3 separate regions of the Homo sapiens genome follow, and regions 2 and 3 are each linked to region 1. Evidence: chromatin loops called from intact Hi-C (ENCODE). Cell type or tissue: PC-9. All regions are shown on one strand.

Region 1 (8,000 bases):
GTAACAGACCCTGTGCAGGGCTCTGGGACACAACGGAACAGAACACCAGATTCCCAGAAGCAGCATGAAGGTTAATTGAGTAAATGAATGAACTGGTTCTGCCATGCATTTCATGGCACTTCACCGGCCAAATTAAAACCTGTTCATTTCTTCCACCTTAAGGTTAGCCGTGCCCGCCTGTTGAAGGGCTCTCTCTAAGGAATGGCCAGGGGTGAGGCTGAAGCTGACCCCGAAGGAGCTGCTTTTCTTAGAGCGGAGGTGCCTGCAGGTGCCAGGGCTCCTTCAGCCCATCCTTTCTCAGCATTGTGGCCTCACACAATGATGAGCCGTTTCCTGTCTGGGGCTGGTGAGATATTGAAAATACTTAAGTAGAAACACATCACAGGATATGGGGACCTAAGGATCCCACAGACTCCAGCAGGGCAGGCTGCAGCCCAGCTCACAGTGAAGTCCATGGACTTTGGAGTCGAACAGACATGAATTCAAGTCTAGACTACCATTTTCTAGCCACACAGCCATGGCTGGTTAACTCAACCTGTGGGCTCTGAGGTGTCCCTGTGGCCAGGAGAATGAATATATGGGGTCAGGAAATGTTTATCAGATAAGCCTCAAGTTTTTGTTTTTTTTTGTTGTTGTTGTTTGTTTGTTTTTTTGAGACAAAGTCTCACTGTCACCAGTCACCCAGACTGGAGTGTGGTGGCACGATCTCTGCTCACTGCCACCTCCGCCTCCCAGGTTAAAGCGATTCTCCTGCCTCAGCGTCCCGAGTAGCTGGGACTACAGGCGCCTGCCACTATCCCTGACTATTTTTTGTATTTTAAGTAGAGACAGGGTTTCACCATGTTGGCCAGGCTGGTCTCAAACTCCTGGCCTAAAGTGATCCACCTGCCTCGGCCTCCCCAAGGGCTTGGGATTACAGCGTGAGCCACTGTGCCCAGCCATAAGCCTCAAGTTCTTCATCTGTAAAATGGGAATAATACCCCCTAGCACTGTAAGGATCAAATTAAATCATATTTCTGGGGAATTGCATACTTTGTACATAGTGAGTCCTCAACAGGTGATGATGGTGGTGTTGGTGGTTGTAATTGGTGCTGAGACAGAGGGACCTTCTCCGCTGAAATACTTTGGGTTTTGTACAAGACAGTGCAGGGGAGAATTGCCACAGAGCCTGGCCCTGGCTGGTAGAGGCTGGGAAGAGAGACCCAGAGAGATTCCCTTGGTCAAAGATCTGGGGAGAGGCCCATGAGGGTGGTGGAGAGAGTGGGGATGTCAAAAAAGAAACCAAATTACCCTAAGTTCTGGAGGAGACAGGCCCTGCCAAGTATTTAATTCAGCAAGAGTGAAATGAAAGGGAAACGAAATTGCTATTGTGCATCTAGGTGACAGTTTCCACCTCCGCCTGTTGGCTGCAGGGCAAACAGTAATTATGCACTAAGGCAAGGGAGCTTCAGCCAGGAACATCCTTGGAAGAATGCAGGCTGTGAACTCAGACTTTGTCTTCTTTTTTTCTCTTCCTCCCCTCTGCCCTCCCCGCCCCCCACCAGGTGACTTGGTCTCCCGTGCCATGCACCACATGCAGGGGCGTCACCCCCTGTGCCCGGGTGCCAGCCCTGCCCGCCAGGCCCGCCAGCCGCCACAGCCCATCACTTGGTCCCCCGACGCCCTCCACACGCTCTACTACTTTCTGCGGTGTCCACAGATGGAGTCCATGGAGAACCCCAACCTGGACCCCCCGAGAATGACCTTGAACAATGAACGGTAGGGATCTTCCTTGGGCTGAGCACCTGGTGGGACGTGCTCCCAAACGTGCATTGACCGACTGACTGACACTGACTGACGACTGACCAACAGGGCGAGGAAGGGGCCCTGGAACTGTGCTATGCCTGTGAGGAGGTGGCCCAGGAATTCCGATGGATGAAGGCCTGCACTGGTGTGCAGTGGGATTTTTTTTTCCTCTGAGCTGATGCAGCATGGGGCCACTGAGGCTCAGAACGTGTGCTTCTGCCTCTGTGCCCAGTCTGGCATGAGCTCACTGGGCTCTCTGAAATTCAGCTGCCTTGTTATAAAATGAGATAGTCACACCCACCTAGAAAGGTTAGTGCTCTGAGTAAAAGCATGTAGGATGGGGGCTAGGTGGGAACTGGCCCTTGGCCAGTGGTAGCTGTCACCTCTTTTCATGGGTTTATCCCATTCAAAAGTGATCAAATGATCATTGCTGCCGTCATTGTTATGAGGGGTCCTGGGTGTGTTTTGCCCCATCCATTCATTTAACACAGGAGACTATCCTGGCCCTGGCAGCTCTCTGATCTCCAGCAGGTTAGTGGTTGAATAGCCCCTGGACCCAAGCCTGTGGGCTTCTAGTCAGGTACTTTCACTAGAGGGTCCCAACACTTTCCTAGCTGGGAGCAAGGCTGCAAAGAACAGATGTGCAGGTTGTATACTGCACAACAGAACCCAATGAGGGGCATGAGTAGGGGATGCACGTGGGGCCATGTCAGCCTGAGGACAGGATACCTTTTCTTTTTTTTTTAGACGGAGTCTTGCTCTATTGCCCAGGCTGGAGTGCAATGGCACAATCTTGGCTCACTGCAAGCTCCACCTCCAAGGTTCACGCCATTCTCCTGCCTCAGCCTCCCGAGTAGCTGGGACTACAGGTGCCCGCCACCACGCCTGGCTAATTTTTTTGTATTTTTAGTAGAGACGGGGTTGCACTGTGTTAGCAAGGATGGTCTCGATCTCCTGATCTCGTGATCCACGCGCCTTGGCCTCCCAAAGTGCTGGGATTACAGGCGTGAGCCACCGCGCCCGGTCTTAGGATACCTTTTCTAATGGGTTTTCTCTGAGGGCTGCCTTTTGAAATTTTCTACCTGGAAAATATAATATTTTTTTTATAACTCGTACCAAACATTGTATATGCTGGCATGAGCCTCACATGGAGGCCACTGCTTGGCCACTTAAGGTAAGGTCTGTCCATGGGCTCAAGAGTTGTGGGTTTGAGGGTCCAGGAAGTGGGAAAGGCTTGCACTCAGTTTAGGAAGCCCCATCCACACACATTTCACCACTCAGTGAAGCCCAGGAAAGGCAGAGCCCACGGGCCTCAGTGCCCCACCTGGAGGGAGACGATCTGAGACCTCAATATTGGAAGTCCCAGGGGCTCTGCAGTCCCCTTGCCTGGCTGTCCGCTGTCTTTGGGGGGCATTGAGTCTCATCAGCTCTGTGATCCACAGCTGGCTCCACAGCCAGGTCTGCTTCCTCAGTGCCCCAGAAAACAAAGGCACTAAGGTGGATTTACTGAGTGTTTACTATGTGCTAGGCACTGTGCTGAGCAGTTTGCAGGCGGATGCTCAGTTAATTCACACACTACCAAGAAAGAGGTGTTCTTCAGAGCCCCATTTACAGATGAGTAAGTGGAGGCTTGGAGAGACTAACTGGCCCCACGACACAGGCTCATAACCACTACACTGTACCTCCTGTCACTAAGAGGAATATAAAACAGCAGTGGCCCAGTACACGCATAGTAGGGTCCCAGTAAATGGTACCATTGCTGTTATCAGTACTAGTATCCTTATGTCATCATTGTTTTACTTCTCTGGGAGTTGGAGGGCAAATGCAAGTCTGAGGAGGGCCACCCTGGGCCTGACACAGCAAGAAGGCTGCAGGTGGAGCCCTGGGCATCCTGAAAGACACCTTTGGCGGGAGCTGGGGCCAAAGCATAGGCCCTAAGCCCCAGCTGTTCCTGCTTTGTGGAAAAGTGTTGTGGTTGAAGGAGTCAGCTGGGAAGGAAAAAGAGCAGGGAAGATATCTGGGAGGAAGAGGCAGGAGGCTTGCTTGCTGTTTGGTAAGGTGCTGGGCTGAGGCCGGGTCATTCACACAAAGGTGACTGGGAGGACAGGCGCCTTCTTCAGGCCTGTTGCCCTGGCTGCTGGGCCCTCAGGCTGTCATGGCTATAGGCCCAGGGGCAGTCATTCCTCTGCTGGCACTTTCTCCCGCCCCCACTCCCCCCCCCCGCCGGGCATCTTTGTCATGTCCTGTGGCTTTCCCCCAGGAGGGTTCCCAGCCCCCTGTACTCTAATACACAGCATCAGGGTTTCTTCATGATCTGAGTTGCACAGCCCTATGTGGTTATAATAGCTGAGCTTGCATGGTAGTAGACACACGTGCATGTGTTTACGTAGCCATTTATTTAAAAACCGCACTATCTGTAGCACAAATAATTTGGTAGCAAAGATATTTTTCCATGAATCATTTCAAATGAATATCAGACACATGGGGAATTGGAACCCCCATTAGGAAAAAAAAAAAAAAACCAAATTTTTAAGTTATGACACAGAAAGGAGGACAACCCTAAAAATACCTGAGGGAGCCAACAGCCCGACGGCGCCCTGGTGGCCTGGCTCCTGTCGCTGAGCAGATCTGCTGCCCTCTGGCTCACTGACAGGGAAGGCCCTGGAGGCTGTGGGGATCCTTCCTGGGAGCGCTGAGCTTACAGCATTACTGCAGGCTGGGCTGGGCCAATGTCCCATCAAGGCCCCAGCACCCTGATACCCTCACCAGAGCTCTGGGGAAAACCTCTCCTGATGCAAATAGTAGCTGGAGTTTGCTAGGGTTCCAGAGTGGCAGAGCTTTGCTTTTGTGAGTTTGGGGATGTGCGACGTCTGTCTCTTGCTCCACTTCATCCTCCTGAAGCCCCGTCCTCTGTCCCACCTGGAAGCATGGCGGACTGAGTTCACCCAGCCAGAATTGGACGGAGCCCCTGATTTCAATGTGACCGTGGTTGTCTGGCTGTAGAGACTGTCTGTTTGGGGATTGGTGGCTCTCTGGGTTTGTTTGGGATTAAGTGACCTCCTCTACTGCCTTGCACACATGGGAGAGGGAGCTCAGTTTGGTGATATGGGTTTGGCAGCATGACATCATTGATGGAACCACTCAAGTCTGTCCTCATATTTCTGCTTTAAAGAAAGGTACCCTGATTCCTTCAATTAGGGGCTATGTGTGACCACATCCATGGCGACAAAGGGAAGGGACGTGTGTTCATCTCTTTTGTGTGGAGCTCACTGTGGCATTCCCTGCTAAGCCACCTGCTGCTTCTGCAGTGTTTGGTGGGGACTTCACATCTTTCCGTAAGGGGCCTTCTCCCCAGAGCTCTCTGCTCTGGTTTGGGAGAAGAGACAGTGGGAGGAGGGAGGGGCAGAAGCAGCAGGAACTCAGAGTGGTGAGCGGGCAGCCTTGCAGGGAATGAGAAGCCTCTAACCTCCTTTCATCTACTCCTGCAGTGAGCCTGGTGCATCAAGAAACAGTACAGGCTTTGGGGCAGAGGCCTGGGCTCAGAGGGCCCTTCCATGCCTTAGGCTCCTCACCTGTAAAATGGGGCTAAGTAATTCTATCCGGTAGGACAAAGTCAGATAACATACGCCCTTCTTTTAAAGCCCATTTCTACCTACTTCTAGGCCCAAAGAACTTCAGCAAGTTTGGTGCTATCATTACCTCCGTTTCACAAGTGAGTACAGGAGGCCGCGGGGTACCTGGCTGATAAGTGGCGAGGCCAGGATTCAAACCTGAGGTCTCTCTCACCTCAAGGCCTTTGCCTTTCCCTGTGCCAGGCTGTGGCTTTCCCAGCTGGCTGCTGAGACCTGATCCTACAGCACTGAGGCATGCTGGGTGGGCCCTGGCCTTTGGGGCCACCTTCTCTGGGGCCATTCCAGCCCCACCCCCTCACTATCCTGGGAAAGCTCTGCAGCTGGAGCCTCCCTGCACCCTTCCAGGGTGCCTTTCTCACTGGCAGCTTTGCATCCCAGGCACCAGCCAGGCACAAGGCAGAGTCTAAAACACAGAATTAGTCACAGCTGCTGCCCTGCAGGGTGTGTCATCACCGGAGATCAAGCTTAGAAAGTGAAAGAGCCTCTTGTCAGGGATCCAGGTTGCCCAGGGAGATCGGGAGCCTCCTTCCTCTGAGGTCTGGAGGAGAAAGGACAACCATCTGGTTAGATGTGGCCCTTGCTGGTTGTGCCTGGGGGCAGAGGGATGGGCTAGCTGGAACAGAATCTTTGGCAGAGGATATACCTCCTCAGCCATCACCCTTCTGGGGAATGAGAGGTCTGGGGCAGTAAGGATAAAGACTACGCAGACACGTAGGAAGGCAAGAGGGCCGCCCGCTTGCCAGCAAATTGCTGGAAGGCAGCGTCATCAAGTAGAGGAGACAGAGGGAGACATGCAGTCAGAGGTGCAGAGGGCCTGAGGTCGACAGGAGGTGACCATTTCTCCACATCAGAACCTGGGCTGCTGGAGGGTTTGGGGTCCCCCAGGCACCCTTCCAGACTGCATCTACTGTGAGCAGCAGCAAAGAAGCCAGACCCTTGAGGAGTGGCCAGGCAGAGAGAGTGGGAATGGCAGAGGGCCACTGGTCCACAGAGCGGTCCGCTTGCTAAGCCTCAGATCCTGGCCTCTTGCCTCGTTCTCCCCAGCCCTGCACAGCACGTCTCCGCCTCTGTGGAGGGTGGCACACTCAGAAGGCTTGGAGCCTGCTGGTATCCAGGACATGAAAACAGGAGGAGTGTGGAACCCTTCCCAGAGTTCTGATTGGGGGTCGGGCCTAGAAACCTCTGGTGTCATGACTTCGTAGCCAGCCAGAATAGCCCCATCTGAGGAGGGCCCTGCTATTCAAAGGCGTGCATTTGAGATCTACCTTGCCACTTTTTATAACCTTCAACCAGTCATTTAACCTCTTCAAGGCTCTTAATCATCTGTAAGGTATGCGGACCCAATGAGTTAACATATTTGGGGGGTTTTCTTGGAAACAGGGTCTTGCTCTGTCTCCCAGGCTGGAGTGCAGTGGCACAATCTCAGCTCACTGCCTCTTTGACATCCTGGGCTCATGCAATCCTCCCACCTCAGCCCCCCCAGTAGCTGGGACCACAGATGTGCCCCACCACACCTGGCTAACTTTTAAAAAATTTTTGTAGAAATGGGGTCCCACCATGTTGCCCAGGTTGGTCTCAAAATCCTGGGCTCAAGGGACCCTCCTGCCTTGGCCTCCCAAAGTGCTGGGATTATAGCCATGAGCCACTGCACCTGCTCACTACATACTTTTAGAACAGGGCCTAGGACACACTGAGTATCTGTTCTTATGATTATCAGCACGATGGTTTGTATCAGGCAGGGGAGCAGCATATACAGAGTCCAAGTGGCTAGAGGCAGCAAGGCACCCCAGAGAGACCGGCGATGGGGAGGAGCAGAGCAAGGGAACACGGGCACTGTTGTGCAGGATGGAGCACAGAAGTGGGCGGACCTTGTTGGCCAAGACACACAGGGCTGAGCTTGTGGCTGAGAAGGTCCTGCCCCCATTGGTGCAGCTATTTGTGATTGGCTGGGTTTTATTTGTCCTTCTTCCCACACTTCCCTTCTTGGGGCCTGAACCCTTCTAAGAATAAGGGCAGCAGAGGGTCCAGGAAGCCCCTCCCATGCTGCTTGTCTTGATGCTCCTATAAAGGTCTGCCCTGGAGAAGTCTGATATGTAGTTCTGCACCCCCAGACAGGTTCAGGAGAGACGAGACCAGGGTGCTGATGTTATACTAATCTTGTTCTCCAACTCACATAGAGCTCTTTTTGCTAGGGCTAGCAGGACCTGCTCAGAGGTTGAAGCTCTTGTCCAGGTGAGATCCTGGTAGACGATAAATGTGTGTCTGGCCCAGCTCTTGGCTTCCCTGTTCCGTATCAGGCTAGACAGAATTTCAAAGAGCTGGAGCCAGCGAACGTGTCAGTGCTCTGGGTTCCAGCCACTTTGTTGGAAACGCACACCTGGGGCTTTTTTTCTCTTTAAGAGACTGGCTCACTCTGTCACCCAGGCTGGAATGCAGTGGTGCAATCATGGTTCACTGCAGCCTTGAACTCCTGGGTGCAAGTGATCCTCCCACCTCAGCCTCCCAAGTAGCTGGGACTATAGGTGCATGCCACCATTTCACCTGGGGCTTCTGATGGTGACCAAGGGGAGGAGGGTGCCATAA
Region 2 (8,000 bases), 80 kb before region 1:
AATGGAATAAAATAGTAGGCTCTTTATAGGATTATAATGAGGATTAAAGTAAAGAACAGACCGGGCATGGCAGCTCACTCCTATAATCCCAGGACTTTGGGAGGCTGAGGCAGAAGGATGACTTGAGCCAGGGGTTCAAGACCAGCCTTGGCAACATAGCAAGACCCCATCTCTATTTAAAAAGATAAATATAAATATATAAAGAACACATTGCAAAGCATGTGGCAGTAGTGAGCTTTCAGGAACTGGTGGTGCTAATGAATAAATAGCACCTTAGTAATGCTCATTCTATCTCACTCACAAACTGGACAGTTCATGCATTTGCTGGGGTTTCATTTTGAAGTAAGAGGATGGTTTGTTTCTGCTTAGTTTTCCCCAGTGACTGAGAACCCTAGCAAGAAAACGAAACACCTGTGCAGACACATTATACCCATGGAGCTGCATTTCTGTATGTACTTTTTGCAGGCCATTATCAGACATTACACTGCCCCAGAGGTTAATTGTAATCTCCAGAGTCCATTGCACTTCCACAGTGGCTGGGATCTTTGGCCACTTTCCCAGCCTGTTTATGGGGAGCCTGACCTGAAGCACATCTCCTAAGTGTTTTCCAAGTTGGCACTGAGTCTCTCCGACTTGGAAATGCCAGCACACAGCTTTGTGTGTGCAATGATTTAGCTCTTATGAAGGCGCCAGTGAAATGCCCACTCCTACCCGGGTGTTGGACATTTTGGAGACCTGGAAAGAAGTAAGCAGTGTTATTGACAAGCACAGGCCCTGCAGGGGACTGTGGGAAGTTAGGCATGATTCTGTCCCTTGTGCCTTAACAAGGACTGGTGAGGACACTCAGCCATTCCCTCAGTGCATCAAAATGGAGGCCAGCACATTGTATAGCCTTAGTTTCTCTATCAGGGATTAGGGTGATAATGATTAACCAGAGGACTTAGGGTCAACTAATCCCCAAAGTGGTTCTCAGAATACTATGAAAATGTAGCACAGGAAAAGGTTCCATGGCCAAATATATTTAGAAAATGCAATGCACTGTCTTTCCTTCTTTGCATTTTATAATATGCAATTTGCATATTCAAGGCCCTGAGAAGTCCTGCAGTAAGGAAACAAACTTAACCTTGTTCAGTCCAGCAGCACCCAAATCAAATTTCCATGAGCATCTTTTTCCCTTTAACATCCCCAGCAGCTAGGAAAAACACTGAAGAAATTCTAGATTATCTAATTATCCCCAAAGTTTATTTTTATTTTTTTAACTTTTTTTTTTAGTTTTTTTGTATTATATCCTGCTCCTTCTGTAGATTGCAAAAGTTTATAACAAGTGATATGTGAATATTAAGAAAGGAGAATCTGAGCCAGGCGCAGTGGCTCACGCCTGTAATCCCAGCACTTTGGCAGGGCGAGGCGGGCAGATCACAAGGTCAGGAGTTTGAGACCAGCCTGGCCAACACAGCGAAACCCTGTCTCTACTAAAAATACAAAAATTAGCCAGGTGTGATGGCAGGCACCTGTAATCCCAGCTACTTGGGAGGCTGAGGCAGGACAATCGCTTGAACCCGGGAAGTGGAGGTTGCAGTGAGCTGAGGCTGTGCCATTGTACTCCAGGCTGGGCAACAAGAGCACGACTCCATCTCAAAAAAAAAAAAAAAAAAAAAAGAGAATCTGTTGTTTTGTTTCATTTTGTTTTTGAGACAGAGTCTTGCTCTGTCACCCAGGCTGGAGTGCAGTGCTCATTATAAGCTCTGCCTCCTGGGTTCAAGCGATTCTCCTGCCTCAGCCTCCTGAGTAGCTGGGATTACAGGTGTGACCACCACACCTGGCTAATTTTTGATTTTTGTAGAGATGGGGTTCACCATATTGGCCAGGCTGGTCTGGAACTCCTGACCTCAAGTGATCCACCCACCTTGGCCTCCCAAAGTGCTAGGATTACAGGCATGAGCCACCGTACCCAGCCAAATCTGTTTGTTTTTTTTTTTAAATAAGACATTTAGGAAATGAAATGAAAAGTATTTGATAACTTCTTTTGTAGCCACTCACTCCTAGATTTTATCATGAAGAATTGCATGACTTACCAATCCACCACCCTCTTGAAATACCAGGGTCATGACATGCCAAAAGCTACCTCCACGGGCTAAGACCTGAACTTGAGTAACAAAGGTAAAATTTGAAATTTCAAAGATGTTCTTTATGAGACCCTAGATTAACTGGGGTTGCATCCAAATGGTTTCATTTGAACTTTTAAATACATACTTCTGGCTGGGCACGGTGGCTTACGCCTGTAATCCCAGCACTTTGAGAGGCTGAGTCGGGTAGGTCACCTGAGGTCAGGAGTTCGAGACCAGCCTGGCCAACATGGTGAAACCCTGTTTCTACAAAAAATACAAAAATTAGCTGTGTGGGGTGGCAGGTCCCTGTAATCCCAGCTACTCAGAAGGCTGAGGCAGGAGAATCACTTGAACCTGGGAGGTGGAGATTGCAGTAAGCTGGGATCACACCATTGCACTCCAACCTGGGTGAGAGAGCAAGACTCCATCTCAAATACGTACATACACACGTACTTCTCAGCCAAGTGGGCACCTACTGTTCTGCTAAGGGATGGAGACATGGACCTGCAGGTTCGCATTCTCCTGGATCTGAGAGGTTATTAGGTCACGTCTGAAGCCTCCATGCCAGCTAAACAAGGAACAGTGGATCAGCAGCGCACCTTGTTTATTGTTGTAGTGCTCCAGTCGTCCATCCCTCTCTCCCCTTGTCTTCTGTGACTGGTCAAGCTAATTTGATTTGACGTCCTGGCATTTGAGATTTGTCAAGTATTGTAACCCTAAGCAGTACTAATATTGAAACCCATACTTGAAATTTATGTAATCCAGATGTGCATGCCAATAAAGCAGAGATGAAATGGCAGGCCCGGATGGGGGAGAGCCAGGCTGGGTGGGGACTGTGTGTGGGGAAGAATTCTGTGGCCCTATATTTTTTCCACATGGTATATACAGCCAAGTAGGATTTTAGGAATTAATATTTTCCCTTAAGAGTAGTAACTGGATTATGAAGTATAGCTTCAAGTAAGTACCAGTATTGGTTTTATTTGTAGCCAAGAATAACTGATTAAGTTTTGAGGAGAAGGAAGGCAATCTATTTTGAGTGCTTTTTAAAACTTTTAAATTGGTTAGGACCCTTCAACAGTGTGGTCTTGGGACTTATTAGTCACATCGAATCAGAACTTTTTTTTTTTTTTTTAACCAAACAAGCAGCACTGGTGAACCAGGATTTGTGACATGGCTCTCTGATGTTGAATTTTTTCTATTTGAGCATATCATTAGAAGTCCCCCCTAAGAAACAAAGACTGTGACCCCTGAGTTGTCAATTCAAAGCCCTCCCACACTGGTAATACCCAAATGCCATTTCTATTTTCTGAGAGCTCAATGAGTAGGTGGATTAAATGTGAAAAGGTTTCTGTTCAGGTATTTGACAGTGGCCTTGATTGGAGCCTCTCTACCGTCTAGCAATGGCCCTGTTGTGTGACTTCCAGGACGACAGCTGTCTTCTCGGGCCATGACCTCTTCCACCTGTGGGATCACAGGACTGTGTCCAGCTGACCCAATGAGAATGGTATAAGTGCTTTATCTCATAGGGAGTTCTGAGTCAAAAATTTTGGTGTTCTTGACATGAAAGATTGGCAGAGTGTATTATTATTCCTTAGTGTTCTGTGCATAATTAACAACCACCCTTAACTAGACCTGGTAGCCCAGGGAAACTGGTCAGACCAGCTAGTGAAAGCAGGTGGAAAATGATCTCGAGGGAAGCACGGAGTCGGGATCCACATTGAGTGGAGGTGACTTGTAGTGGATTAGGGTGCTCATAAAAACCGTGGTTGCAGTTGGTACCAGTGTCATCTGTGGATATTTCTAGGCAGGATATCAAGGGTCAGCTTGCTACTTTAGCCCCCTCTTAAGGCAGGATACAAAAAAAAAAGAGAGCCCTGTATTCAGGGGAGGCATGTGACATGCCATGGTCCCCCATTTCCCCTGCCCTAAACATCTCTGGAGAAAGTCAAGTGTGTGTGGCTTCTACAGCAGGGCTGGATGTTTTTCCCTGGGGTAGGAGGGGCATTTACCTGCTTTTCTTCAGCCATTATTAATAGGGCTCATTCCAGGAGGGGAGGAGAATGGTGCCTGTAACTCAGACTCCCCAGCACAGCCTCGGCCTGCAGGCTTCAGCCCTGTTGGAGTCAGGGCTTGCGTAAGGAATGCTGTCATGGATCCAAGCCAGATAGATTACAAATGATGGAATCTGATGTTTCCTGTTGGGTTTGGGGAAGGGATTCAATGTGGTGTGGGCTTAGGTCCCCACAGTTTACCTCAGAAATAGTCAAGATGCAGGGAGCTGAATGAGGACTCTCGAGGCAGCTTTGCCAGCCTGGAGCCCAGGTGAGTCACTACCACCTCAGAAACATCCTTCAGAGGCCAGGATTCAGGCCCCAGGCGGGAGTCGGAGCATCCAGGCTGCTGGTCCGGTTCTCTCCACTGACGTCATCACCCCCGCTTAGTCTGGAATGGCTGGCAACCTCTGCCTGAGGATGAGAGCTGGCTGGAAGTGGAAAAGCAGGAAATGTTTCCAGATTGGAAACTCAAGGCACGTTTGCGCAATACTGCACTCGGCCAAGACTGTGTGGCTGACCTGCATGCCTAATGGGATCCCAGGTCTGAAACAGGGTTCTGCAGAACCATTGGTCTGACCTCATACCTCCCACCTAGACACAATGATATCTTCTTGGCCAAGAAAAAATGACCTGTATTTTTCTTTTCTTTTTTAATGTTATCCAGCTGAGGTGTGCCTTTAAAAAAAAGAAAAAAATATATACATACACACACACGCGTGTGTGTGTGTGTGTGTGTATATTCCAATCCACTACTTAACGCAGGGATGCAAAGATCATATTAAAACGGCTATAACCAGAAATAAGACAACTGAAAGAATCATAGTATTAATAAAGGGCAAACTGAGAGTCCAGGTGAGAGGAACTGCAGTCTCTGGTGATGGAGTGCAGCCTGGTGGTTTAGAGCTCCAAAATGGAGGCCCGTCAGCCTGGGTTTGAATCCTGGCTCTGTGGCTTACTAGCTGTGACCTTGGCTTCTGTCATCTTCTGTTCTTTTACTTATTGTAAGAAAGGGTGATAGTGCCACATCATGAATTAGTCTAAGACTCGAGTGCACTTCCACGCAAAGTAAGTCCTTAGTAACTGGTAGCTGTTATCATAGTTAAATATCTTTTTTTTTTTTTTTTTTTTTTTTTTTTTTGAGACGGAGTCTCGCTCTGTCGCCCAGGCCGGACTGCGGACTGCAGTGGCGCAATCTCGGCTCACTGCAAGCTCCGCTTCCCGGGTTCACGCCATTCTCCTGCCTCAGCCTCCCGAGTAGCTGGGACTACAGGCGCCCGCCACCGTGCCCGGCTAATTTTTTGTATTTTTAGTAGAGACGGGGTTTCACCTTGTTAGCCAGGATGGTCTCGATCTCCTGACCTCATGATCCACCCGCCTCGGCCTCCCAAAGTGCTGGGATTACAGGCGTGAGCCACCGCGCCCGGCCAAATATCATTATTTTTGAGGCAGGGTCTCACTTGTTATAATTATTGTTATTCCTTCCCTCCAGCCTGCTTTAGAGTGATGCCCATGATGCAGTCAAAGGTGTCTGAGTTCCTTTCACTTTTCTAGATCGTTGCCCCAGTACTAGTGCATAAAGGGATGCAAGGTTTTAGGAACTTTGACCTTGAAGCCAGACTGTGTAGCCACCGTCACTTCTCTCTGGGAGGCTGTTGTCAGATCAGGCCCTGTTCCATCCCTCTCCTCGGAGGTCTGCCAGTGTTACTCAGCCATGAAGCCCATCAAGGGGCCACAGTTCAGATGGAGGAGGAGTCTTTAAGCAGAAGACAGAATGCCTGGGGATGCTGTTGTCTGGGGTCAAATGCTGGCTTCGTCCAGTGGAGAAGTGAGTAGAACCAGCCCACTGTATCCCTTCTGCATCCCCTGCCAGCTTACTCTCTGAAGCAGCAAACCTGGAGTCGGTCGAGGTTCCCCAACAGAGAGACCCCGGGCCTTGCAAGAGCAGGCCTGGACAGCCTGGAGTTTTCTCTCAAAATTGTAACATGGGTTTATTCCAAAACAAAGCAACAAAAGTAGACCCCTGGTGTATCCTTGGCTCACTTCCATAAAGCATCACAACCATTAACCAAAGGAAAAGAAGGCCTGAGCCCTGTGGCGGAAGTCAGGCCAAGATTTTCCTCACTCCCCTCCCTTTCTGGGACCCAGGAATAGTAAAAATAGTAAACATAATTATAACAAAAAATTTAAAAAAATTTTTTTAATTTAAAAAAAGCTAAAAATCATGGAATGTTTGCTAAATGTCAGGACGGTTTAAGTACTTTATATATATTAAGTTATTTAATCTTCCTAGCCTTTAAGAAACGCTATTATTGTTGTTTCCCTTTTACAGATTAGGGGACTAGGGCACAGAGCAGTTATGTAATTTGCTTAAGGTCACACAGCTAGTAGTGGCCATGCCAACTTTAGAACTCAGACAGTCTGGAATTAGAGGCTGTACACTTAACCACAGCTCTGAACTGCGTCTCATGATAGTTATCAAGTTGTTATAGAAATAAACCATATATACGATAAAATGATATCAAACTATACATACACAACATTATTCCAGTGTGTATGGTTGGTTGGTTTTTTTTTTTTTTTTTTTTTTTTTGAGACGGAGTCTTACTCTGTCGCCCAGGCTGGAGTGCAGTGGTGTGGTCTTGGCTCACTGCAAGCTCCGCCTCCCAGGTTCACGCCATTCTCCTGCCTCAGCCTCCCGAGTAGCTGGGACTACAGGTGCCCGCCACCACATCTGGCTAGTTTTTTGTATTTTTAGTAGAGACGGGGTTTCACTGTGTTAGCCAGGATGGTCTCAATCTCCTGACCTCGTGATCCACCTGCCTTGGCCTCCCAAAGTGCTGGGATCACAGGCGTGAGCCACCACGCTTGGCCTGCCAATGTGTATGGTTTTTTAGTTTTGCTATTATACTCTAATTGTGTGAGATTTAACCATCTGGGGAAAGTGAGCAAAGAATACACAGGACCTTTCTGTATTCTTTTTTTTTTTTTTTTTTTGCAGCTTCCTGTGACTCTATAATTATTTCCAAATAAGAGGTCAGAACAAAAGCAAACCACAATCAACAGTGTATTGAATTCTTATTGTATGCCAAGCACTGTGATAAACATTTAACATTTATTATTTTATTTACTCCTAACAGCAACCCAATAAGATGTGGGTACTATCATTATCTTTAGTTACAGATGAGGAAACTGAGGGTTGGCAAGGTTAATAAGTTGGATACCATCAATAAGAAGTAGTATGACCACTGGGTAGTACCCACCTAGATTTATTATAAACATCAAATCAGAAAAAGCACCTGGTATATGGATGTTCTGTAAATGTTGATTTCCATGTGTTTGCTTGGCAAGCACAGAGCCCTGCTAGGTGCCATACACAGTCTAGCATTAGCCAGTCCAAGCCTCTGCTGGTTTGGCTCACAGGATGCTAGGGATATAAGGACAAGTACAACATGTTTCCACCATCAAGGAGCATATAGTTGGGGAACAGTGACTTCCATGGTTCCAAAGGCAAGTTGTATGTATGTATGTATGTATGTATGTATGTATGTATGTATGTATGTATTTGAGATAGGGTCTCACTCTGTCGCCTAAGCTGGAGTGCAGTGGCACAATCACAGCTCATTCAGCCTCAACCTTCTGGGCCCAAGCAATCCTCCTACCTCAGCCTCCCAAGAAGCTGGGACCACAGGTGTGTGCCACCATACCCAGCTAATTATTTTTTGTAGAGGTGGAGTCTCCCTGTGTTGCCCAGGGTAGTCTCAAACTCCTGAGCTCAAGCAATCCTCCCATCTTGGCCTTCCAAAGTGCTGGGATTACAGGCATGAGCCACCACTCCTGG
Region 3 (8,000 bases), 150 kb before region 1:
CACTGAGTGCCAGCTACATCCAAGGCAATGGAGACAGATTAGCAAGGGACAAGAATCTTGACTGTTTTGAGTTTAGAAGTGTTTAGAATCTAGTAGGGAAAGCAAAGCATATATACAGATAGTTACAAAGAAGTTTATAGTGACCACCTTCAAACAAAGAGGGGAGCAATGGCGATAGACTCCACTGTCTAGTCTTCATTGCTGGTTCCCCATTGCGGGTGCTTTTCAGGAGCTGTTTCATTTAATCCTCCCAGCTCCTCTGGAAGGTAGATATAACTTCCATCCCATAGTTGGGGACCTTAAAGCTTCTGGTGATTAGAAAGCTTAAAGGGAAGAGATGACTCCTGGCTGTCTGGGTGGAAGGAAGTCAGGGTTTCTTTGTGGAGGATGTGGCAGGTGTGCCAGTGATTTGGGCAGGTAGAGCTGCGACTGCGGAGATGGGAGGGGATGCAGAGCCCCCAGAGGCTTCCAGGCAGAGGGAACAGTGTGAGCAAAGACCTGGAAGCCAACGCATATGTGTTGGAGAACAGCAAGTTCTCCTGTTTGGGTGGAAGGTTCAGATACATGACAAGCAGGAACAGTGGAGATAACACAGGAAAAAGGAAAGCTTTCCCACATCTTTTATCCAGATGTTAAGAAGCCTGCCAGAGTACAGGATGAGAGTTTTCCAAAACTTATTTTCATAATTCAGAAATTGAGTGTGTCTTCTCCCTAGCTCATCTTAACCATGGCCCCAGACCTCCAATTACTCCTCTTGGTGATTGAAAGCTTGACCTCAAAAATGCACCCGTCTGCTGTCCTAGCAGTAAAAGCATTAAAAGAAGACCTTAACTGAGCAAACTTGGGTTGTGAGGGGTTGAAGAACAAGGCTTCTATCAACCCTTCTTTTCTTGTTGAATTTGGCTCTGACTTTGCATTTCTTCCGTGGCCCTGAATGTAGCATTACAGGCCAAAGCAATCCCAGTACAGAATGAAGGTCAAGACTGGCAAATGTGTTAAACGAGGCCATTGGATCGACTCTTGCCAAAGCAGGATTCTTAATCGTGGAGCATAAAACAGGGTGAGAGAAGATGGTCCCAGAACTTTTTTTTTTCGGTGTTAAGTCCGACTGATGTATACGATATTCGACTTCCAGTTTAGGGTTTATTATTTTGGACAATAAAAGCTCAATTCTCAGAGATGCTGACATTTTAATTCTTAGTTAATGTGTTTCCAGAGCATTGATAATAAAGATTTCAAGCATATTAAATGCTTAATATTGTGGAACCACCTTATAGCTAATTGTCTTCTGAATTGGAGTCCCTAAGGTGCAGCTGAATTCTGCTGATAATAATAAAATGTGATAGGTCATCAATGGCTTAGCTAATAACTCAGGTGTCGGTCTTTTTCCGGACTCCAGTGTTATGAAGGGAAGGAATTTTCTTGTCACTTGACAAAGATAAACTTCATGAACATATTGCAAAAATACATACACAGTCATTTGTAGTTAGTGACTTGAGGCCCACAGTTTCCTTTCTTTCTTTATTTTTATTATTATTTTTTTGACACAAAGTCTCACTCTGTCACCCAGGTTGGAGTGCAGTGCTGCGATCTCAGCTCACTGCAGCCTCCTCCTTCCAGGTTCAAGCAATTCTTCTGCCTCAGCCTCTCAGTTAGCTGAGATTATAGGCAGGCACCACCACACCTGGCTAATTTTCATATTTTTAGTAGAGACAGGGTTTCACCATGTTGGCCAGGCTGGTCTCGAACTCCTGACCTCAAGCGATCTGCCCGCCGTGGCCTCCCAAAGTGCTGGGATTACAGGCATGAGCCACCATGCCCGGCCCATGGTTTGCTTTCTAAAAGTAAGCTGAGGAGAGTCAGGCCCATGATGGAAAAATTAAACAAGAAAACTAAACTTGGAAGCCTGGACATACAAGGTTAGAGTTGAGGAGACATTAAACTGGACCTCAAAGAGGTTGAAATGGGCCTCTCAGTGCACGAAAACCCTCCCTACAGTTGAGGCCAAGCTTTTATTGAAACCTTTACAACTTTTTTTAGTCTGTACATTTTAAAATATGAAAATTAGTATTTGCTGTGAGGAGAGCTATTAATAAACACAAGCCTGAGGCTCACACACCAAGTGGGTGTACGTGCACAAGCATCCGGAACAATCCAGTACAGAGCTATGAGGATTTGGATCCAGAAAATTCTGGGGTGGAGCTTGCCCCGTCTGTGACCTGGCATGAATCATTCCATCTCTTGGATCTCTGTTTCCTTATCTGTGGTGTGGAGAGGTCAGACTAGATTCCCCAAGGGCTTTTCTGTCTCTGATAGTGTTTCTAGACCCCACATGGACACTGTGCAGTCATTTTCCTAAGGTCGAGCGCTGTAATTAGTATCCTTGGGAAAGAAACACCCAGGATGGTGCTGGACGAGCTCTTTGAAGACCTGGCTTGGTAATAGGGCTGGACACTGTCTTTTTAATATTAAGATTAATTGTGATTACTGTACTCAGGGTTTTCCTGTGCCCCTTTCCCCAGAAAGATGAGTGCTACATGCTTTTGGCCGACCTCATGCTTCAGTGCTTGACAGCTGCATCCAGGTCCTGGCAGGCCGGCACTGTGGTGAGATCCAGCTCCGAGGTGACTTCATATAGCATGTGCTTGAAGCCCGCCTACCCAGACTTGGATATTTATAGCAGGGGAGCAGCTAGAAAAAAAAAATTAAATATGCTACACCCTTCTTTATACGATGTGGGACAGAGACAGGCATTGTGAGGAATTTCAAAGGCAGAGCTGTATAATCCAGCAGGATATTTTTAAATGCTGTTTGTTGCCATTGGCAGGGCCGGTGTTTCAAAGAGGAGGGAAAATGAGAGTAACTGAGGATGACAGGCTGCCAGGAATGCTGAAGGCCGAGACATGGAGCTCCATGCTCCGAGGTATACAGGCTCTGAACCCTGATGTACTTCACAGTCACATAGCTTGAATAGGGCTTGGGCAGGTCAGTATGAGAGGCTGGGGAAATGGGGTGGCTTGCCTGTTTCTCTTCCCCAACCGGCCCATCTACCCGTCAAATCCCAAGTTGAAAATTGATGAAATCTTCTGGAGAGGCAGAACATATGGCAAAAAAAGAGTTGCTTTTGTGAAAGCCAGGGACCTGGTTGTTTCTTCTTCAGCCCATCTCAGCAGCCGGGTAATTAAAGTTGTACATGGGGACACAATTTGGAAGCAAGTTGCTTGCAGCTGTTCTTCTGGACTTAATCCACTTGAGTACCAGCTGGGCAGGCCAGGACTATGCTGGGACCCAATTCAGTAGCAGGTGAGAAGGCCTCAGGGGTAGGGCTGCCTCTGAGAAGGCATCGCAATGTCCCCCACCTGTCCAGTGGGTGCTTGTAAAGTATTCTAAGTAGTGTTTTCTACCACACTGGTCTTTGAGGAGACAAATGATGATGGCGGGGGTGGGGAGTCTGAGGACTGTGTAGGGGAGAGGCCAGGAGTTCTGTTTGGGTTACATCCGTTTGTTCACCCAACAAATATTTATTGAGGACTGTGTGCTGGGCACTGTTCCAGGAGCTGGTGATGCAACAAATGAATAAAAGGGGCCTGAAGGAGGGCAGGGTGCAGGCCCTGTGGATAATGAGGCAGAGTGAGGGGAATCACCTGAGGCCAGCCTGGCTGGAGAAGACAGCTCTAGGCAGAGGGAATAGCAAGCATTCCTGGTGGGTTCAAGGAGCCACCAAGGAGAAGCTCCTTCCGTGCGGCTGGGGCGAGTGTAGCAGGAGATGTGGTTGGAGAGGAAATGGTGGGGTGGTTAGTGGGGTAGGCCATTGGGTAATAATTCATTGGCTTTTAGTTCTGAGTAAGCTGAAAAGCATTGGAGGGACTCAAGCACAGAGTGACTTGATCTGATTTGTATTTCCACAAGGTCACTCTCTCTATTGTGTTGGAAATTGACTTTAGTATCAAGTGTGGACGCAGCGGGACCAGCCACTGGCACTTGCCAACAGCTTGGATGTGTGAGGTATGAGAGAGGAATCAAGGATGACACCAAGTTGCTATGGTCTGAGCCCTGGAAGGAGGGAGTGGCCATTGACTGAAGTGGGGAAAGCTGTGTATGGAAGAAGCAGGACTGCACCAAAGATCCTAGTGCGGTTTTAGTTGTCTGTCTCAAATCACATACAGATATCAAATAGGTTGGGCCGGGCACAGTGACTCACACCTGTAATCCTAGCACCTTAGGAGGCTGAGGCAGGTGGATGGCTTGAGTCCAGGAGTTCGAGATCAGACCGGGCAACACGGTGAAACCCCGTTTCTACAAAAAAATACAAAAACTAGCCAGGTATAATGGTGCACATCTGTGGCCCCAGCTACTTGGGAGGCTGAGGTGAGAGGATTGCTTGAGCCCAGGAGGCAGAGGTTGCAGTAAGCCGGTATCACACCACTGCATGCACTCCAGCCTGGGCAACAGAGTGAGACCCTGTCTCCGAAAAACAAATAGGAAGTTGGCTGGGAGACAGGCCACCTTGAACTTCATTAGTCATATGATGGATTGAAATATTGCCCTTCTTTGCCCTTCCAGAGGGTGGGCTCAGTATAGCAGGGCTGCATAGAGACTCAGACAATAGAGATTTAATTTTCAGTCTTACGATCTTTGGCTGATGGCCATAAAAGCCCCTGAATTTTGCTTTCCAGCTTCTTTGTAGGCAGCCAGCAGCCTTTAATAAAGATCATCAACTCTGTTGTTTCCTGTCATTAAAATGGGGGCTGTTTAATTAGTCCAATTGTTCTGTGGATCATTGTGACTTTGCGTCTGTGTCCTTCAATTCTGGGAAAGCAAGACTCCATTTTTCAGGCAGCTTTGGATTCCTGGAGGTCAAGTGTGGGTCTGAAATTTGGCCGGAAAAAGAACGCTCTTAGGTGGCTTGAGAAGGCATGGGGCCTGGAGTGGTGTCCGAATGGTTTGGGAGTATCCAACCGCCTGTTGGATGCTTTGACCTCGGCTGCTCAGGAGGGGCAGGGTGCAAAGCCTGGCTAAGAGATGGGGTCTGAAGGAGTTGTCACTGTCTGATTGCCAGCTAGATAGCTGAGGTCTCTGCCCTCAGTTTTCCTCTTCTGTTAAATGGGGTTGCCATAGTTCCTAGCTGATAGGGTTGTTGTTTCAGTGGTTTTCAATCCTAGATTCACGTTAGTATTATCTGGATAGCTTAAAAATAAAAGTGTCAGCCAGGCATGGTGGCTCAAGCCTGTAATCCCAACGCTTTGGGAGGCCAAGGCAGGCAGATCACCTGAGGCCAGGAGTTCGAGACCAGCCTGGCCAACTTGGTGAAACCCTGTCTCTACTAAAAATACAGAAATGAGGCGGTGTGGTGGCAGGCGCCTGTAATCCCAGCTACTCGGGAGACTGAGACAGGAGAACTACCTGACCCTGGGAGGCAGAGGTTGCAGTGAGCGCAGATCACACCACCACACTCCAGCCTGAGCAACAGAGCGAGACTCTGTCTCAAAAGAAAAAAAGTGTGTGTATGTGTGTGTGTGTCTGTCTGTCTGTCTTAAGGCCCTACCTCCAGATATTCTGAAATAAATGGTCTGGCATGGGGCCCAGACCATGTGGGTAGCATTCCTGGGAGAGCCTGGTATGTAGTGAGGATGCAGACATTAACTATTATTAGTGGTAAAAGCATCCTTGTTCTGGAGTATGTCTTTTCGCCCCACCTAGGATGGTGACTTTCCTTCATTTCACAGCCACAGCAGCTTTGGCTAACTCATCTAGAGGGATCACCAAAGAACACTCAAGAGAAGCTTGAACTGTTAGGTTTACATGGAAAGGGCATGGCTAGATCTAAAATGGGAGCAACATATTAGCCCAGAGTGCTGGCGCACACCTGTAATCCCAGCTACTCGGGAGGCTGAGGCAGCAGGATTGCTTGAACTCAGGATGCGGAGGTTGCAGTGAGCCAAGATCGCACCACTGCCCTCCAGCCTGGGTGACAGAGTGAGACTCCATCTCAAAAAATGAATGAATGAATGAACGAATAAATAAATAAATAAATAAATAAATAAATAAATAAATAAATGAAATGGGAGTGACACCATAAGATGTTATTTGCCCCACTGGTAAATGAAGTGAATACTGTGATTCCCATCTTTAAGATGAAGAAACAAAGTCACAGAGAGGTTTGGTAGCTTGCTCACGGTCATGCAGGTAATAAGTGGTGGTCCAGGCAGTCTTACCCCTGATTCTCTACTCTTCAACCATGTGTGTTCCCTCCCCAGCCAGAGAAGCCAAGAGACTGAATTCTCAACTCTGATACCCAGCACAGACCTACCGTGGGTCAAACTTTTACGAAGCACCAGACCCCGGCCCATGTGCTTCACATGTATTATATCATGTGATTCTTACCATCATATATACTCTTACTCCCATTTTGCTGCTGAAAAACAAGCTCAGAGAAGTTCAGGTGACATAGCTAGTCAATGACACAGCCGGGCTCTTTGAGCTCTGAAGTCCTCATTTGCCCTGTGGCCTCCTGTCCTCAGGAGTGGCCTGGGTGGGGACGAAGCACATGCAGTGATTTCCTGAGCAAAGAAATGAATGGGTTGGCCCAAGAGGACAAGAGGAACTGAAGCAAGGCCAAAGCATCCCTCACTGCATCTCAACAACTGAGCCACTGGGGGCCTGAAAATAGTAACATTGCCCAGTAGGGTGGCCAGCCAGCTGCGCCTGAGAACTGTGGGGTAGGTATTTGTTTCTCTGCGTGTTTAAAGATAATACCGTATGAAGCACATTGTTTCTCTTCTGTTAGTGTGAATGAAATTGCCTCTGAAAGGTTGTGTGTATTGGTTGCTTAAAATAGCTCAAGAGGAAGAATGTTTGGAAGCTGTTAGCTCCTTGAGTCTATTTCCTTGATTTATGATACCTTGGAGAGTGTGGGACCTCTTCTTGTTTACCCTTCTGGCTTTTTCTTTCTACCGTGTTTGAGTCCTTGTGTCATCATAAGCCAAAGGCATTTGTCACCAGAAAATGTGGCAACCTTTCCTAAGTAATTTAATGGGGGACCCTTTACACGTTTAATCTTTTTCCTTAAAGGGAGGAAAATGGGGAGAGGTCATTTGTTTTGGAAATGGCCATTTCTCTCTTCCAGCTGAAAACGTTCCAAGATCAGAGCAATGGCATTTGCTTGGGAGTAAGAAAAATTTGTTTTATTTTTCCGTTCACACTGAGGCCTGGCCTGGGAACTCATGAGTTTTTGTAGAACTTCCATCTTGTGGTGCCCAGGAGACCTGACAAGCTGTGAGTGAGAGGAGCCACAGAGCTGCTCTGTTCAATACGGCAGCCACTTGCCACAGGTGTATATTTAAATGTATTCAAATTCGATAAGGTTAAAAAAAACCATTTCCTCAGTCATGCAAGTCACATTTCTTGTGCTCCCTCGTCATATGTGGCTAGTGGCTACCATATTGGACAATGCAGATATAGAACATTTCCATCATCGCAGACAGTTCTGTGCAACAATACAGCCATTAGAGTGGGTCAGTGGTGGGTCGCTTGGGGCCAGCTTTCTGGGTTTTCACAGGTCTAAAAATTTCAACCATTCCCCAGCTTCTCAGAAGCCCTCTGTTTGCAGAAACAAGAAGATTCATGGAAATGGAGATTAAGGCCATTGGTTCTTGTGGCTCTAACCTCTGGACCCTTGACACAAGGTCGGGTTTTATCATTTCCAAGCTGCGTGGCCTCAGGCAAGTCACTTAGCCCCTCTCAAGTTGTTTCCTCCTCAGCAAAATGGTGTTTTAAAAAATACCTCCCAGGGATGATGTGACTATTTAAACAAAATAACAAAATGTATATAAAACAGTTAGCATAAGGCTTGGCACACAGTAAGAACTTAGATGTGTTACAATGTTTTACCTGCATTTTCTTCTTTGAGCCACACAGTATCCCGCAGAGGTAGATACTGTTGCTGATTTCAAGATGATGGAAGGGGCTTTAGGGAGTGCTATTGCTACCATCACTGCCAC

What was found. Peaks named below come from ENCODE experiments on the same cell type or tissue, not always from the same donor. Only the 100,000 strongest peaks of a DNase experiment are listed, where the experiment ranks them.
Region 2: a loop joins it to region 1, with 6 times the contacts of the local background. A loop is called at or near these places in 11 of 110 quality-filtered maps.
Region 3: it touches region 1 in a loop (5-fold over the local background); 15 of 110 quality-filtered maps call a loop at or near these places.

What each region holds. Positions count from the first base shown.
Region 1 is chr11:34,191,083-34,199,082 of GRCh38, reverse strand. It overlaps ABTB2 (ankyrin repeat and BTB domain containing 2), which reads left to right. Exons shown (of 17, transcript NM_145804.3): 3 at 1,545-1,758. Among named protein-coding and RNA genes, the nearest start is that of NAT10, 89 kb to the right of the region's middle. RefSeq lists enhancers at 4,098-4,926, 5,094-5,979 and a silencer at 6,448-6,633. In PC-9, a CTCF peak has its summit at 4,385; DNase peaks (open chromatin) are centred at 4,342 and 5,892; H3K27ac peaks cover 2,001 bases.
Region 2 is chr11:34,271,459-34,279,458 of GRCh38, reverse strand. The region is part of intron 1 of ABTB2 (ankyrin repeat and BTB domain containing 2); the gene reads left to right. Among named protein-coding and RNA genes, the nearest start is that of ABTB2, 83 kb to the left of the region's middle. In PC-9, no CTCF peak of the experiment used is centred here; DNase peaks (open chromatin) are centred at 2,068, 3,788 and 4,498; H3K4me3 peaks cover 735 bases; H3K27ac peaks cover 3,219 bases.
Region 3 is chr11:34,340,979-34,348,978 of GRCh38, reverse strand. All of the region lies in intron 1 of ABTB2 (ankyrin repeat and BTB domain containing 2), which reads left to right. Among named protein-coding and RNA genes, the nearest start is that of ABTB2, 13 kb to the left of the region's middle. In PC-9, no CTCF peak of the experiment used is centred here; DNase peaks (open chromatin) are centred at 2,278, 3,908, 5,598 and 6,908; H3K4me3 peaks cover 1,470 bases; H3K27ac peaks cover 5,750 bases.